Regions from separate parts of the Homo sapiens genome. Here regions 1, 2, 3 and 4 are each linked to region 5. Evidence: chromatin contacts called from ENCODE Hi-C or POLR2A ChIA-PET data. All regions are on one chromosome and are shown on one strand. Each heading gives the region's core, a stretch centred on a gene start or an enhancer-like site at or near the end of the contact. The rest is flanking DNA. Distances are from core to core; before and after follow the strand shown.

Region 1 (2,700 bases), core at 59-2,558, 330 kb after region 5:
CATCACTAGATATTTTATTAGCTTTATGTAGTCAAATGTTAAAAGAATAGCCTTCAAGTATCGTTTCAAATTGGTGAAATGGTGGATCCAACTAATATTTTTAGACAAAATTTCAATGCTTAATGTAGGAGGGTCCTATAAAATTACAGAATTGATAATAGTCTGTTAGGTATTTACATATTTATATACATTATCTCAGTATTTACATGGCTTTAATCAATATTATTTTACCTCCTTGGCTAGATGATCACATTATCCAATTGTATATGAAAGCGGCCTTTGGTAAAAGTGAGGAGCTTGTTTAAAGAGTTTCTACTATAAATCTTATAGAAACTATAATAATAATTACAATTCTATCATTTATTTTTTCATGTAACACACACACCTGCACACCTATGCATGCACACACTTACACACACGCATACATATAAATAACAGGCACTGTCCTATTTTCCTTTTGCTATATGTATGATGTTAGCAAAACAGTTACAGTCCCTTTACTCAAGTAATTCTCAGTGGGGTGTGGTCCACCCTAAGGAGTTTAGGAGTTGCACAATGGGAAGATTATCAAAAGTTTTAAGCAAGGAGTTACAAAATCTAACTTACATTTTTATTCCTTTTTTTTTGCTATTTTTCAAAAAAAAATTAATCTGACTTACATTTTTAAAAGCTCTCCTTTAAAAACTTTGCATAATATGATGCATGTACTATGGAGATCCAAGAACTGATGTAAGGATATCAGCCAGGGAGCTAGCGCATTGGTCAAAATGAAAATTAATGATGCTTGATGCTTGGAAAAAAGAATGGAAAGAAAGAGATGGAGAAAAATCAACAGGATCCAGATATAGTTTTGAGGTAAGATTGACAAGACTTGAGGCTTTGAATTTGAAGAGGGTGATGAGGGTGAGGGTGAAATTTGAAGGTGGAAAGGTTCAAAATCAGAAACCTGTTTGTAAAGAAATTAAAAGTTTCATGACAAATTCATACAGAAATCAAAAGAAAATATCAAAACTATATGGGCTTCTTGATAAACTGGATGACATAATATTTTGAATTTTGAATTAAAGTATAGTTTTGATGATGAAGCTGGGTAATGAAGTGAATTCTGGGGCTGACCTACTAAACTACTTTTTAATCATTTACCATTGAGTGGGAGGAATATGGAAGTCATAGTTGACTAAATTATCTAATGGGGGTTCCCTAACTCCTCTCTCTTTTCACAACAAATTTTTAAAAAGTCAGATACTTCCTTTTTCAACTTCCCTTATAGCTAGGGAGTGCCAGGTAGACTTGTTATTGCCAACAAGAAGTGAGTGAAAGCATGCTTCTGCTGCATGTGTTCCTAGAAAGATGTTTCTTATCTGATAAAAGAAGAGAGTCAGATATACCACCTCTTGTCTCGCTCTTTCCTCACTCTCTCCCTTATCCTGTTCTCCCTAGTCTTTCCCTTGCTCTACTGTAGATGTCGCTTCACTTTCTCCTTGTGTTCTCTGACATGTGAGCCATGAGCCACAACTTGGTTTAATAATGTGATTTGGCTGTCTCTCCTCATGCCTGAATAGTCTTGTCATCATAGTTGCTTGGACCAATAAAATGGGAATGCAAGTGAGGTGTCATTTCTGGGTAGCAGTGTTAAGAAGTCCTATAAATCACTAAATATTCACCCAGAATTCTGATAAATCAAAACTGAAATATCCTACTCCAGACATCTTGTTAAGAAGGCAATAAATATTGATGTGGTTTGGCTCTGCCCCCACCCAAATCTCATGTTGAATTGTAATTCCCAAAGTTGGGGGAAGAACCTCTTGGGAGATGATTGACTCACAGGGGCTGGATTTCCCCCATGCTGTTCTCATGATAGCAAGTGAATTCTCACAAGATCTGATGGTTTAAAAGTGTGTGGGACTTCCACTTTTGCTCACTCTCTCTCTCCTGCCACCATGTGAATAAAGTGTTTGCTTCCCCTTCACCTTCTGCCATGATTGTAAGTTTCCTGAGGCTTCCCATTCATGCTTCTTGTTAAGCCTGAAGAACTATGAGTCAATTAAACCTTTTTTCTTCATAAATTACCCAGTCTCAGGTAGTTCTTTATAGCAGTGTGAGGACACACTAATACAGAAAATTGGTAACAGAAGGGTGGGGTATTGCTATAAAGATACCTGAAAATGTGCAACTGACTTTGGAACTGGGTAATAGGCAGAAGTTAGAAAAGTTTTGAAAGCTCAGAAGATAGGAATATGTGGGAAAGTTTAGAACTTCCTAGAGACTTGTTGAATGGTTTTGACCAAAATGCCAATAGTGATATGGACAATGAAGTCCAAGCTGAGGTGTTCTCAAATGGAGATGAAGAACATACTGGGAACTGGAGTAAAGGTCACTCTTGCTATCCTTTAAGCAAACAGACTGGTGTCATTTGCCTCTGCACTAGAGATCTGTGGAACTTTGAACCTGAGAGAGATGATTTAGGGTATCTGGCGGGAGAAATTTCTAAGCAGCAAAGCATTCAAGATGTGACCTGGCTGTTTCTAAAATATATGCTCATATGCATGAACATAGATTATCTGAATCTTGAACTTATATTTAAAAGAGAAGCAGAGCATAGAAGTTTAGAAAATTTGCAGCCTGGCCATGCAGTAGAAAAGAAAAACCCATGTTTTGGGAAAAATTCAAGCCAGCTGCAGAAATTTGCATAAGTAAAGA
Region 2 (2,700 bases), core at 64-2,563, 270 kb after region 5:
GTTATGCCCTTCCCTCTCTTCTTTATCTATCTAACTCCTGTATTGTCTTCAAAACCCTAATTTGGGTGACATTATTTTTTGCTACCATGTTACTCTGTGCTTATGTTTATATATAACTTAGCTGGGCATGGTGGCATGTGACTATACTCAGGAGGCTGAGGCAGGAGAATCACAGGAGCTCAGGAGTTTGAAACCAGCCTGGGGAATATAGTGAGACCCTGTCTCTAAAACAAAAATAAAAAAAAAGACATCACACCATGATACCACTTTGGATTTGAGTAGCTGGAATGCTCTTCCTCCAGATAGCCATATGGCTGGCTTTCACTGTTTTTGCTGGTTGTCCAATGTTTATTTCTATAAGATCATCCCTGCCACTCTAACAATCATTATTCTACTGTTAGGAGAGTATATTTTAACTCTCACATCTGTATTCAGTTAGCTACAAGCTAACATTGTAAGCTAAGTTGTGTATACAAGCTAACACATGCAATTTTCTAACATTGCTTTGCAGAAATATGACTGATTGCCTACTTCTTTCCAGTTTTTATCTTTATCTCAATCTTTTCTCTTGCTGTGCACTGCCTAGAATGCCTGAGACACAGCTACTACCTATTGAAATTATAGGATTAAAATTCTATCAACTGCATGGAAATTTCCTTAAACACTCCACTTTCACTGATACCTTCTTTTATGTTTCCATGACATGTTATGAATTGACAGTTTGTATATGTGTAGATGTCTTGTCCTAGAAATAAAATAAATATGTTTTCAAGGCAGAGACTGTGACTTTCTTTTCTATATTCTTACTAGGATCTAGCTCTGTGCTTTGCAGTTAGCAAGTATTCAATAGCACAGCTAGAATAACTGAATGAATGGATGAGTGCCACCTACTCCTTTATTGTCCATCAATAATGCACCCAAGGCTAAATCTTAGCTTTCCAAACTCACTTGGCCAGACCAGTTGACATTCTTTATTCCCATCTGAGGAAAATTATTTTTTTTCAGTCTTTGTACATTGGGAAACTTGTCAGATAAAAGGCCTAATATAGATTCAATCATATAAAATGACTATGAGCTATGGCAACTAGAAGACATGATAAACATTCCAAAGCTATTCATAATCCCATTCTTCCTTGTTAAATGCTACAATAGAGGCTGGAAAACAAGAATAATTTCTTTCTCAGGGACTCCTTCCCACCTCTGACAGCAATGAATGGTTATATGTTAAATTTCTGGCCAATAAGTGTAGACAAAAGCTTCTGGGGAAGGTTTCCATCCCTGAATAAAGAGGCAAAACCTCACTAGGAAAAATATATTACCACTTTGCCTTCCCTTTCTTTTTGCTGGAATGTGATGAAAGGTGTGGACGCATAGCATCCCAAATGAGATAGGAGATGCTGAGCATGAAGACAAAAGCCTATCGAATGGGGTGTCAGAAAAGAAACATCAAAATATCGTAAGTTGCTTAGGGCATTATTATGTCTTTGTACTAGTCATGGATTTCATTCCTTTAGATCTTTAGTTGTAGAACTCCAATGTATTTGAACCACTAGTGATCACATTTTATTTTGTTTGATAGCTGAATACAAAGCTGGCTGATGCAGTGATCTACAAGGTCATGACTGAGGTATCTTATACTCATCCTCATTCAAGCAAGATTATGTTTAACTTAAAAAGACAAATGAAAAGGAATCTATTTTAATAAATATATTATTGGTGGAAATATTCATAGTCTACCTTGAAAGGAGTGTTATGTTAAGATTGCTTTGCTTGTAGAGTAATTTATGCCTTTAATTTCTGTGTCTAGTCTTTCTAAGCCAGAATAAAAGTCTGTTCATCATGATCTCTGTTATAGCCCTCCGCATATTTGAAGGCTGCTGTTATATCACATCATATATTAAGCTCAGTTAATAGATTAACAGACCCTTTATTTTTACATTTACTATAGCATCTAACATGGTTAGCAAATGCTTTTATTATTTCTTTATTTTCTTTATAAGATAAATGGGTATTACATATACCAAAGCATCTGTTTTGGAGCCACTATGATCACTAAAAGAATCTTTTCATTGTTCCTACCTTCTCCTTCCTACATGTGTGGAAAAAACACATGATTCCACACATACACATGGTTGTCTAATTCTATTGTTTAACCCTCCATGAATAGATGTCCACAATGCTCCCTACATCTCTCTTTTTTTTTTTTTTTTTTTTGAGACAGGGTCTTGCTCTGTTGCCCAGGCTAGAATGCTGGAGTGCAGTGGTGTGACCATGGCTCACTGCAGCATCCATTTCCTCGACTCAAACAATCTTTTCACCTCAGCCTCTCAAGTAGCTGGGACCACAGGCACTATACCCAGCTAATTTTTGTATTTTTTGTAGAGATGGGATTTGCCATGTTGCCCAGGCCGGTCTTGAACTCTTAGGCTCAAGTGATTCTCCCCCCTTGGCCTCTCAAAGTGCCTATGTCTTTAAATGTGAGTATTTGAGCATATTGAATGATGATGACCTGCCCTTTGCTGGTAAAGATATACTAATAACATAATATAAACAATACGTACACTTGGGATGTCTTTCCAGGGCTGGAAAGAGAATCATATTCTGTTTTTCCATGTTCTCATTTTATCCTGAATGTGCCAATTTAATTATTTGCCAACATGTTGCCAGACATGCTCCCTAGTCTGTGCTAAAGCATTTGTT
Region 3 (2,700 bases), core at 164-2,663, 370 kb after region 5:
GCTGAGGCAGGAGAATCGCTTGAATCCAGGAGGCAGAGGTTGTGGTGGGCTGACATCACGCCATTGCACTCTAGCCTGGGAAACAACAGCGAAACTCCGTTTCAAAACGAAAAAGACATACATGCAGCCAAAAAGTGTAAGAAAAAAAGCTCAACATCATCAATCATTAGAGAAATGTAAATCAAAGCCACAATGAGATACCATCTCATACCAGTCAGAATGACTATTATTAAAAAGTCAAAAAATAAAAGAGAAAAAGGAATGCTTATACACTTTTGGTGGCAGTGTAAATTAGTTCACCCACTGTGAAAAGCAGTGTGGCGATTTATCAAAGATCTAAAAACAGAACTACCATTTGATCTAGCAATGCCATTACTGGGTATATACCTAAAAATATAAATCATTCTATTATAAAGACACATGTATGTGTATGTTCATTGCAGCACTATTCACAATAGCAAAGACATGGAATCAACCTAAATGTCTATCAGTGGTAGATTTGATAAAGAAAATGTGGTACATATACACCATGGAATACTATGCAACCATAAAAAAAGAATGAAATCATGTCCTACGCAGGAACATGGATGGAGATGGAGTTCATTATCCTTAGCAAACTAATGCAGTAACAGAAAACCAAATACTGTATGTTCTCACTTATAAGTGAGCTAAATGATGAAAACATGTGGACACAGAGGGAAACAACAGACACTGAGGCCTACTAGACCATAGAGGGTGGGAGGAGGGAGAGGATCGGGAAAAATAACTAATGGGCACTAGGCTTAATACTTGGGTGATGAAGTAATCTGTATGTGTATCCCTGAACGTAAACTAAAATTTAAAAAAAGTGCTGTGAATTCTTGAAGACCTGAAAAGAAATAAATTGGACTAGAAATCACATGAATTTAGAGGTTAGTAATATGCATAAATGTGATCATTTGAGCAGTAGCAATCCATCCCAATAATAAAAAGATAAAAGTCTTCTTTAACTTAGGAAAGACATAGATTATTATTTGTTATAACTTTGTAACAAATGAAAATGATTCTCAATATCATGACTAGGCCATATTTTATAGGCAAATTATAATAAACAAAAATGTTTTAGGAATCGAAATTGTTGGACGTCATTTTTCTAAGAAAGAGAGACACAATATAAATGATGTATAGACAGAAAAACAACATATATATTGGGCTGTTTTTAACCTGCCTAAAGTAATTGCACTTTCTAAAATAACTACCTTTATTAATGCTTATCAAGAAAACTCTCTATAAAGTGAAGAAAGGGAAAAGCTTTCAAATGGCTCACTGAATTACTCTACAGTGACAGCAGATTGTGCAGGATAAATGAGCCCTGGGCCTGAATGCTCTCAGATCTTGCAGGGGATGTTGTGGCTTCTTAGGGTTTCAGACTTGAATATGGACCTCTATTGTATTTTGCACTTGCTATATGAGGTACTGATAAATTGTCGCAAGTATTGTGGTTACCTAAACCACCTTGAGAAATATGAAGAAGTAAAGGAGGGAGAGAGCACAAAAGTAGAGGCCCAAATGAAGTATTTTAATGTCATAAATTTACTGTTTTCTGTCCTTTTTTGGGGACCATAAGCACCTCTTCCAGCATCATCAAAGCACTTTTCCTCAAGCTAATTTTATTCTATTTAAAGGAATATATGGAGATCTTGCATTCTAAATTAAGTCTTAGCTCCTAGCACTTCATTCCTATCTATCTGAAAAACTTATCCTTGAAGATCCAGCTCATATCTTACCTCTTCTGTGACAACATCCATAAGGAATATAGAATACTTTATGTAATGTTAGCACACTGATTATCTTATGTTTAAAACCTATCTTCTCAGTTGGAGTATGAGGCCTACAAGGCAAGGCACATACTTTATTCCTCTCCATATGTCCAATGCTTATAACAGATCAGTTCAACATTGATAAATGCCTGACAAATAGAAAAAGGAAGGGGAGGGGAAGGGAAGGGAGGAGAGGGGAGGGGAGGGAAGGGAAAAGGAAGGGAAGGGAAGGGAAAGGAATGGAAGTGGGAAAGAAGGAAAAGAAAGAAGGAAGGAGGAGAAAGAAAGGAAAAAAGGGAAAGAAAGAAGAAGGAAAGAGGGAAAGATTAAATGAATGGATAAATGAATGAACAAGTTATGTTTAGAGAAGGCACTGGATGTGTTGCTAGTTGTTATTAAAGTTCTGAGAAGAGTATAGCATAGTTCTCATTTAGTAATCCACGTTAAGCAAGCAGTAGACTCAGCCTTAGCCTTGTATGGAGTGAAAGCTCAAGGAATGGCCATGTATTGGAGCCGAATTTAGTAGGCAGCAATAAAAAGTTAGTACTAAATCAAAGCTAAGCAGATCATTAAAATAGAACTGTCAATCCAGAGGACCTAAGCAAAAAGTCAGAATCTAAGTAAAAAACAGAGAAATGGAAACAAGAAAAACTAGATGAAAGAAAAGGAAGAGGAGCAGAACCAAGAGAAATCCCTAAGGCAAAGGGAGTAATTACTACAGTTATTCGTGTGCTGCTAATGACCTTAGCATTCCATAGTGACTAAGACTTACATCCTGGAACAAGGTTGCCTGAATTCTAATACTGGTTCTATTGCTTACAGATTCCTTACCTTTACATGACACTTTCCTCATTTAAACCAAGGATGATAATACCTACCTCATAGGGTTATTGTGAGAATT
Region 4 (2,700 bases), core at 182-2,681, 290 kb before region 5:
TTTCAAAATGAGGATGCATGCATCTTACGTCTTACGCTGGAATTTTCATTCGCTAATCAATTATGCATAATTTCTATTCATCATGTTCACAGAAACATTTTTCCTGCAAATAGTGAGGCAGAGACCAGGATCTCCTAAGTTTACATAAATCAAATTTTGGCAATTATAAGGGATTTTGCTTGGTCTGAGACTGGTCTATGGGGTTTTGCCATAAAGTCTGTTCACAGCTAACAAAGGAATTTTTCGCTTGTAAATAATAGGCCAAATACAAGCCCCCATGAGCCTTTTCCATTATGTTTCTTTCTTGAGGCTGTTCATTCTGTTTTCTTTTTTCTATGGTTGGATTTGTTGCCATATAAAATAGCAGTTTCAAACATTCTTTGTGATGGGTAATCCTATTAGTTTGGAAAAATGATTTTCCTGAAATTTGGAAAACAGGATAATTTGCCTCTTGCCACTTTTCACATATGCCATTATTTGATCACAATACTCTTTTTAGTTGCCATAAAATAAGAAAGGCTCTATGTCTTTTTTAAAAAAAATGTTCTTTTATTCTAACTTGGAAGCCTAATTAGTCCAGATTGTATTAAAATGCCTTGTTTTTGCTGCTTTTGTCAGAGAAGAGTTAGAACATGATGCCTCTCTTGGTAGGTCACAGACTGAAGAGGCCTGACCCAGGGAATCAAATGTCTGACCTGGCCTGACCCTAACCTCTACTTAAAATCAAGTCTTTACTTTTATTTAAAAACAGAGGTATACTTTCCATGTATCTTTTTTTTCTCCTTGTCCCAGCTGCTAAGAAGTACTCGTGGCTATTCATCTGAGAGCTCAGGGTGGGAAATTACATTTTCCAATCTTCTCAGTTTGGAGAATGGGCTCTGGGCTTGATTTACTCATGTTTACTTAGGGAAAATGCGACTATATTGTCTAGAAATTTTATGTAAGAGAAAAGCAACCAGAAAAATTCAGAATTAGATGAATTGTGGGTTTTCCTTCCACTGCACATGAAACATAAGCAATCATTTATTTCAAATGAATACTTAACACTGAATTAAAAATTATTCCTGATTGTGTTTTAGCAATTAGATAAAACATTTGGCTGACATATTAAAAAATTACAGTGGCAAAACATTTAAAACAGTATCAATTTTCTGTTGGGAACATAGGAGGTTGGGTGAGCTCCTCTAATAATAATACCATTAATCACTCTATGGTTTTGTGCTCTCACTTCTTAGGCAAATGATCAATACCCTTAATTTTAGGCTGGCTTTTATTGTACGGCTCTGTGATTCTTTTTTTCTCTGTTTGTGTGGTTCTTACAGTAAATTTAATTTATGACTGTGTAGGGTGATATATCCTTAGGTCATATCCTGTAATCTTTCATGTGGGGAATTCCCACGGAGTTATTCTGTGAGATCTGATGGCAGACTCTTTTGCTTTTACTTTAAACATCTTTACTTTTTGGGGGGTTGGGGGTGTGGGAGGTTTGCTAATTCAGTGCATTCCAAATTATAATGTACAGAGCTTTTATTCATTCATTCAGTCATGTAATATAACTCTGCAGACTTGAGTAGCCACAGAGGTTCCTTCTTATTCTAAATTCAATAATTTGTACCTTTGAAAATAAAAACTCTTTAGGGCCTCACAAGCTCAAATTTTCCCACTGTCTAGCTCTCGTTATCATAGCTAGCTTATTTTAAGAAAAGAGCTAAGTTTTCTTTTGTAGTCAAATCTTACTAGTTGTGATACTCAGTGTAGTAGCCAAATGTCAGCCTTAATGGTAACACGGCTTTAATTTTTTAGAGTAAGGCACATTGTTGTATTGGCATTTTCAAATTCAAGTGCAGCAAACATAGTCAAGTGTAGTAAACATACCTCTTCAGCCTGTGATGCTTTTGCTATGTTGATTTAATCACAAACAGCAAAGAGAAACACACTAAAAATCTCTTTGAAAATGGAAGTGAGTTTCTAGAAATATATCAGAATAATGATTTATTTTTCAGTTGGTCTATGTGACGTAAGTTAAAATGCAAGTAAAAATTAAATCTAGATGCGCATGCCTTGATTTAAAATTATTGAAATGTTCAAAATTGAAAGGTTCTTCAATTTGTGAAGTACATGAGGTCTGAGCCATGTATAGGACAATTTAAAATTATACAAGCTCTCTAAACTTCCCAGAGTGCTTCAATTTGGACGTTATCAGGGTTCCAGGAATGTATAATGCATAGAAATTTGAGGCTGCTGAAAATACTCTTTTTTTTTTTTTTAAAGAGTTCTTCTCTTGTGTTCAGACATCTGGGCATGTGCAGACACTGAAGAATAAACTGATGTAAACTTGTTTGAGTGCTTCAATTTGTAAGTGATTCGAAGAGCCGCCCAAATCACTCAGCACATGTTCTAATGGTTAGAACTGCCACATTCAACAAGTAGAGGGAAAGATGAAACTAAATCTTCACCAAGAGAAAAAAGGCTAATGGCTCAGGAATTCAAACATTTTCAAAAATATTTTACAATATTTTAGGAAAGATGACTTGAAATATGGCAAAGACATTATTAAAGGAGAGAATTCAATTAAACTTTTTGTCAAGGCCTCCCTTATGTTAATTTCACACTGTGCTATTTGTGAACTATACTCAGGCAGTCTAATTGACTTACTGTCCCTTGAATGGCCCACATTTGACCATGTTGATGTCTTTTTGA
Region 5 (2,700 bases), core at 50-2,549:
TTGTGAGAACTGAATGAGGGGCTCTAAAGGGTTTTGCACATTACTTGCCATACAGTAGGAAGGAACCTATAAGTGACAACCATCATTATTTGGAAGGACACATACCTAGTTGGAAAAAGTAGGTATGGAATCAGCCACTTGGGTTCAAATCCAGGCACTACCATGGTAGTAAAACATTTGAGTCTGTTTTTGCCGAGGAGAAATGAAAGTAGTCAAACTTATTCTATGGGTTGTACAATTATTGAATTAAATGAGAAGGTAACTGGCTCTTAGTAGGTACGTAAGACAGAGCAAACTAGTATTTATTTCAATGTTTCCTTCATTTATTTTGCATAACACGGTGGATCAGTGTTATGAAGAGAGTCACTACTGTCAGAGGCTACATTCCTCACCTTTAACATAGGGAATGTGAGACTTGATGACTTCTAAGGTAGTTTACAGCCTCTAAATCTTTACAAACACATTTAAGTATTTTTAAGGAATTGGGTGAATTAAAGAATCCTAGCAAAACTAAAAATACCTTCTGACTGGCAGTTTCTGGACATTCTGCCTTACATAAAGTGGTAAATTAAAGAGTGACTTTGATGGAGAAATATATTTCTTCTTTATCCCTTCTTAGTTAAAGCCCCTTATTTGATTTGTTTTGATATTGTTGCCTTTTATTATTTCCCAGAGTTATTTCTAGCCCTCCTTTCTCCAAAATGTAATAATTACTCAAAAGTTAATTCTGTTGTTGGTGTCACTAATGGACAATTTAGTTTATTAGTTTAGAACTACAATAAAGTCTCTGTAAATGTAAAAATAAAATTTGAAAATGCGTCATTGAAAATAATTGATTTTGTGCTTCAAAACATGACAGTTCTGCAAAGGAATATGATGATAATTTACTTTCTGTCACTTCCAAGGTTAACTGAAGGGAGAAAAAAATACAAAAAACATTTTTTCTGACAGGCAAACAGGCAAATTATAGACAAAACTGCAGGGCAGGGGGATAAAAAGAAAAAAGAAATCTTAAAAAAGCTGAGCTTCCAATCACCTCCCACCAGTCTCTGTGAAGGATGACTTCAGTCCCTTTCTTAACTAATTCTGTCACTGTAAAATCCTACAGTCATTCTTCCACACATAGAGGACAAATAAGCTCAAGAGGAGGATCTAGATGCTTTCAGTTTTAACTATTCACCAATGGTGGAAAAGGCAGAATGCCTAAGCTATGTCTTTGTGGCCAATAGGATAGCTCTGTATCTCTCACATGACTCACTGCCCCTGTCTTTCACATGGGCTGTAATTTAGTTCAATTCAGAACTGCAGATAGTACAGCTTCCACAGGAGCAAGGGATGTCTGAGCACAAGTGGCTGAGTTCCGAGTGACTTTATGAAGCACTTTCTACCTTCCTCTCCGGCATGAAAACAGGGATTCTGCACCTGCATCATGGACAGTCTGGCAAAAGCCTCTGCTCTGCCTCCGGGGACAAGAAACTAGAGCAAATAACCGTTTTGAAATTGTAAGTATACCTTTCTTTCCGTCAAGTGTACTGATTAAAATAGTTTTATGTCATAAACATCCAATATTTGAAGATTTCTTAAGGGTACTCTTTCATGTGTATATTGAAGGTTATTCAGCTGGCAGGAAAATATTCCAGGGACAATTGTTGCATACTTTATTCTGTTGAGGATAAAGAATTAAAAATAAAAGTCAGGCATTCCAAAGAGTAGCTGTAGGAGGCTGTGCGCTGGAACATCGCTCTAGTGTGCTGCTTTGTTCATAAGAAAAAATGAAGGCACACGCATATGTACTTAGTTCACTTCTTTTTGCTCTTTATGTCTAATCAGATTTGCTCTGTCCCCAAGAAAAATAAAAGACAAACTTTGCTGACTCCACTGACAAGGGCACCATAGACTTTCCAGACATCTGACAGTTATTATAATTAGCTATGAAAGACTGCAAAGACACTTGGGGGCAAATAGCTCTTAAATTCTGAACAATGGCTTCAAGCCAGGGCTTTATATGTTTTTTTAACCACCACTTTTAATTTTATAATAAGGATAGAGACTGAACTGGTTTCGGTGTTGTAGTCCACACAATGTGAAATAAAGTCCCAGCAGAAGTGAAGGCGACTGAAAGTGGCCAGTGTAAAGACAGAAGGAAAAGACAGCTTTCTGTCTTAGGATCTAGCCTTCCATGTATAAAGATTTTTTTTTTTTTTGAAATTCCTAATAGGGTGGAGTGAGGATGTGGGGGTGGGGAGGAAGCATGCGGAAGCTTCTTTATAGAAGAATGCTTGAAGAATAAAATAATTTGGCATTTCTTCTTTCTAGCAAGCAAAAGATATGATTAGCATCTAAGTTCCTTACATTCATAGTGAGGTTTTTTGATGGAGTTCAAACAGAAGCAACATACAATGCAGTTTTTAAATTTATAAAATAATTGGAAACAAATGGATAGAATGTTCCTGCATTACTGCTTTCTTTTTATATTCAGCTACAGTAATCTAGCAATACATTATGCCTTTACTTTTAGAATTATCCACATCCTTAAAAAGTTATAAGCTAAGTCTTATAAGAAATTAAAAGGCAAATCACACCAGTGTGATTATGACTGATGAAGATTTTGAATGACAAAGCCTCCAACAAAAAGAGTTTGTGAAAAACATTGTCCTCCTCATTTTTAAAAGAGAATATTAACTCCATCAATTATTGAAA

Evidence for each region. A loop is a pair of places that touch in the nucleus more often than their neighbours do. ChIA-PET counts read pairs that join two places held with the same protein, here RNA polymerase II (POLR2A). Pooled maps may share reads with other maps.
Region 1: a loop to region 5 is called in a pooled map, with 2.8 times the contacts of the local background. The contact joins the enhancer-like site here to the promoter of MIR181A1HG in region 5. A Hi-C loop is called at or near these places in 2 of 168 maps with a recorded cell type or tissue (OCI-LY7 and naive thymus-derived CD4-positive, alpha-beta T cell), 9 of 37 single-sample maps with no recorded cell type and 12 of 50 pooled maps. POLR2A ChIA-PET finds 5 or more read pairs at or near these places in 2 of 52 experiments (OCI-LY7 and activated naive CD4-positive, alpha-beta T cell).
Region 2: a map of natural killer cell shows a loop between it and region 5 (2.7-fold over the local background). The contact joins the promoter of PTPRC-AS1 here to the promoter of MIR181A1HG in region 5. A Hi-C loop is called at or near these places in 1 of 168 maps with a recorded cell type or tissue (natural killer cell), 5 of 37 single-sample maps with no recorded cell type and 6 of 50 pooled maps. POLR2A ChIA-PET finds 5 or more read pairs at or near these places in 6 of 52 experiments (OCI-LY7, PC-9, activated CD4-positive, alpha-beta T cell and 2 more).
Region 3: a map of CD8-positive, alpha-beta T cell shows a loop between it and region 5 (2.3-fold over the local background). The contact joins the enhancer-like site here to the promoter of MIR181A1HG in region 5. A Hi-C loop is called at or near these places in 1 of 168 maps with a recorded cell type or tissue (CD8-positive, alpha-beta T cell), 3 of 37 single-sample maps with no recorded cell type and 4 of 50 pooled maps.
Region 4: a loop to region 5 is called in a map of naive thymus-derived CD4-positive, alpha-beta T cell, with 3 times the contacts of the local background. The contact joins the enhancer-like site here to the promoter of MIR181A1HG in region 5. A Hi-C loop is called at or near these places in 1 of 168 maps with a recorded cell type or tissue (naive thymus-derived CD4-positive, alpha-beta T cell), 6 of 37 single-sample maps with no recorded cell type and 12 of 50 pooled maps. POLR2A ChIA-PET finds 5 or more read pairs at or near these places in 1 of 52 experiments (activated naive CD4-positive, alpha-beta T cell).

The regions. Positions count from the first base shown.
Region 1 is chr1:198,601,204-198,603,903 of GRCh38, reverse strand. No RefSeq gene overlaps it. Among named protein-coding and RNA genes, the nearest start is that of PTPRC, 36 kb to the left of the region's middle. Within about 2 kb of position 1,308, at least 2 of the 41 ENCODE cell types and tissues checked have a DNase peak (open chromatin) inside an H3K27ac peak, as active enhancers do.
Region 2 is chr1:198,665,755-198,668,454 of GRCh38, reverse strand. PTPRC-AS1 (PTPRC antisense RNA 1) reads left to right here and starts at 1,313. Exons shown (of 3, transcript NR_199042.1): 1 at 1,313-1,456. The region is part of intron 2 of PTPRC (protein tyrosine phosphatase receptor type C); the gene reads right to left.
Region 3 is chr1:198,563,629-198,566,328 of GRCh38, reverse strand. No RefSeq gene overlaps it. Among named protein-coding and RNA genes, the nearest start is that of ATP6V1G3, 24 kb to the right of the region's middle. Within about 2 kb of position 1,413, at least 2 of the 41 ENCODE cell types and tissues checked have a DNase peak (open chromatin) inside an H3K27ac peak, as active enhancers do; they include CD8-positive, alpha-beta T cell, where a contact is called at or near this core.
Region 4 is chr1:199,225,067-199,227,766 of GRCh38, reverse strand. The region is part of intron 3 of LINC02789 (long intergenic non-protein coding RNA 2789); the gene reads right to left. Among named protein-coding and RNA genes, the nearest start is that of LINC02789, 78 kb to the right of the region's middle. Within about 2 kb of position 1,431, at least 4 of the 41 ENCODE cell types and tissues checked have a DNase peak (open chromatin) inside an H3K27ac peak, as active enhancers do.
Region 5 is chr1:198,936,028-198,938,727 of GRCh38, reverse strand. It overlaps MIR181A1HG (MIR181A1 host gene), which reads left to right and starts at 1,299. Exons shown (of 3, transcript NR_040073.1): 1 at 1,299-1,502. RefSeq lists enhancers at 999-1,048, 1,449-1,508.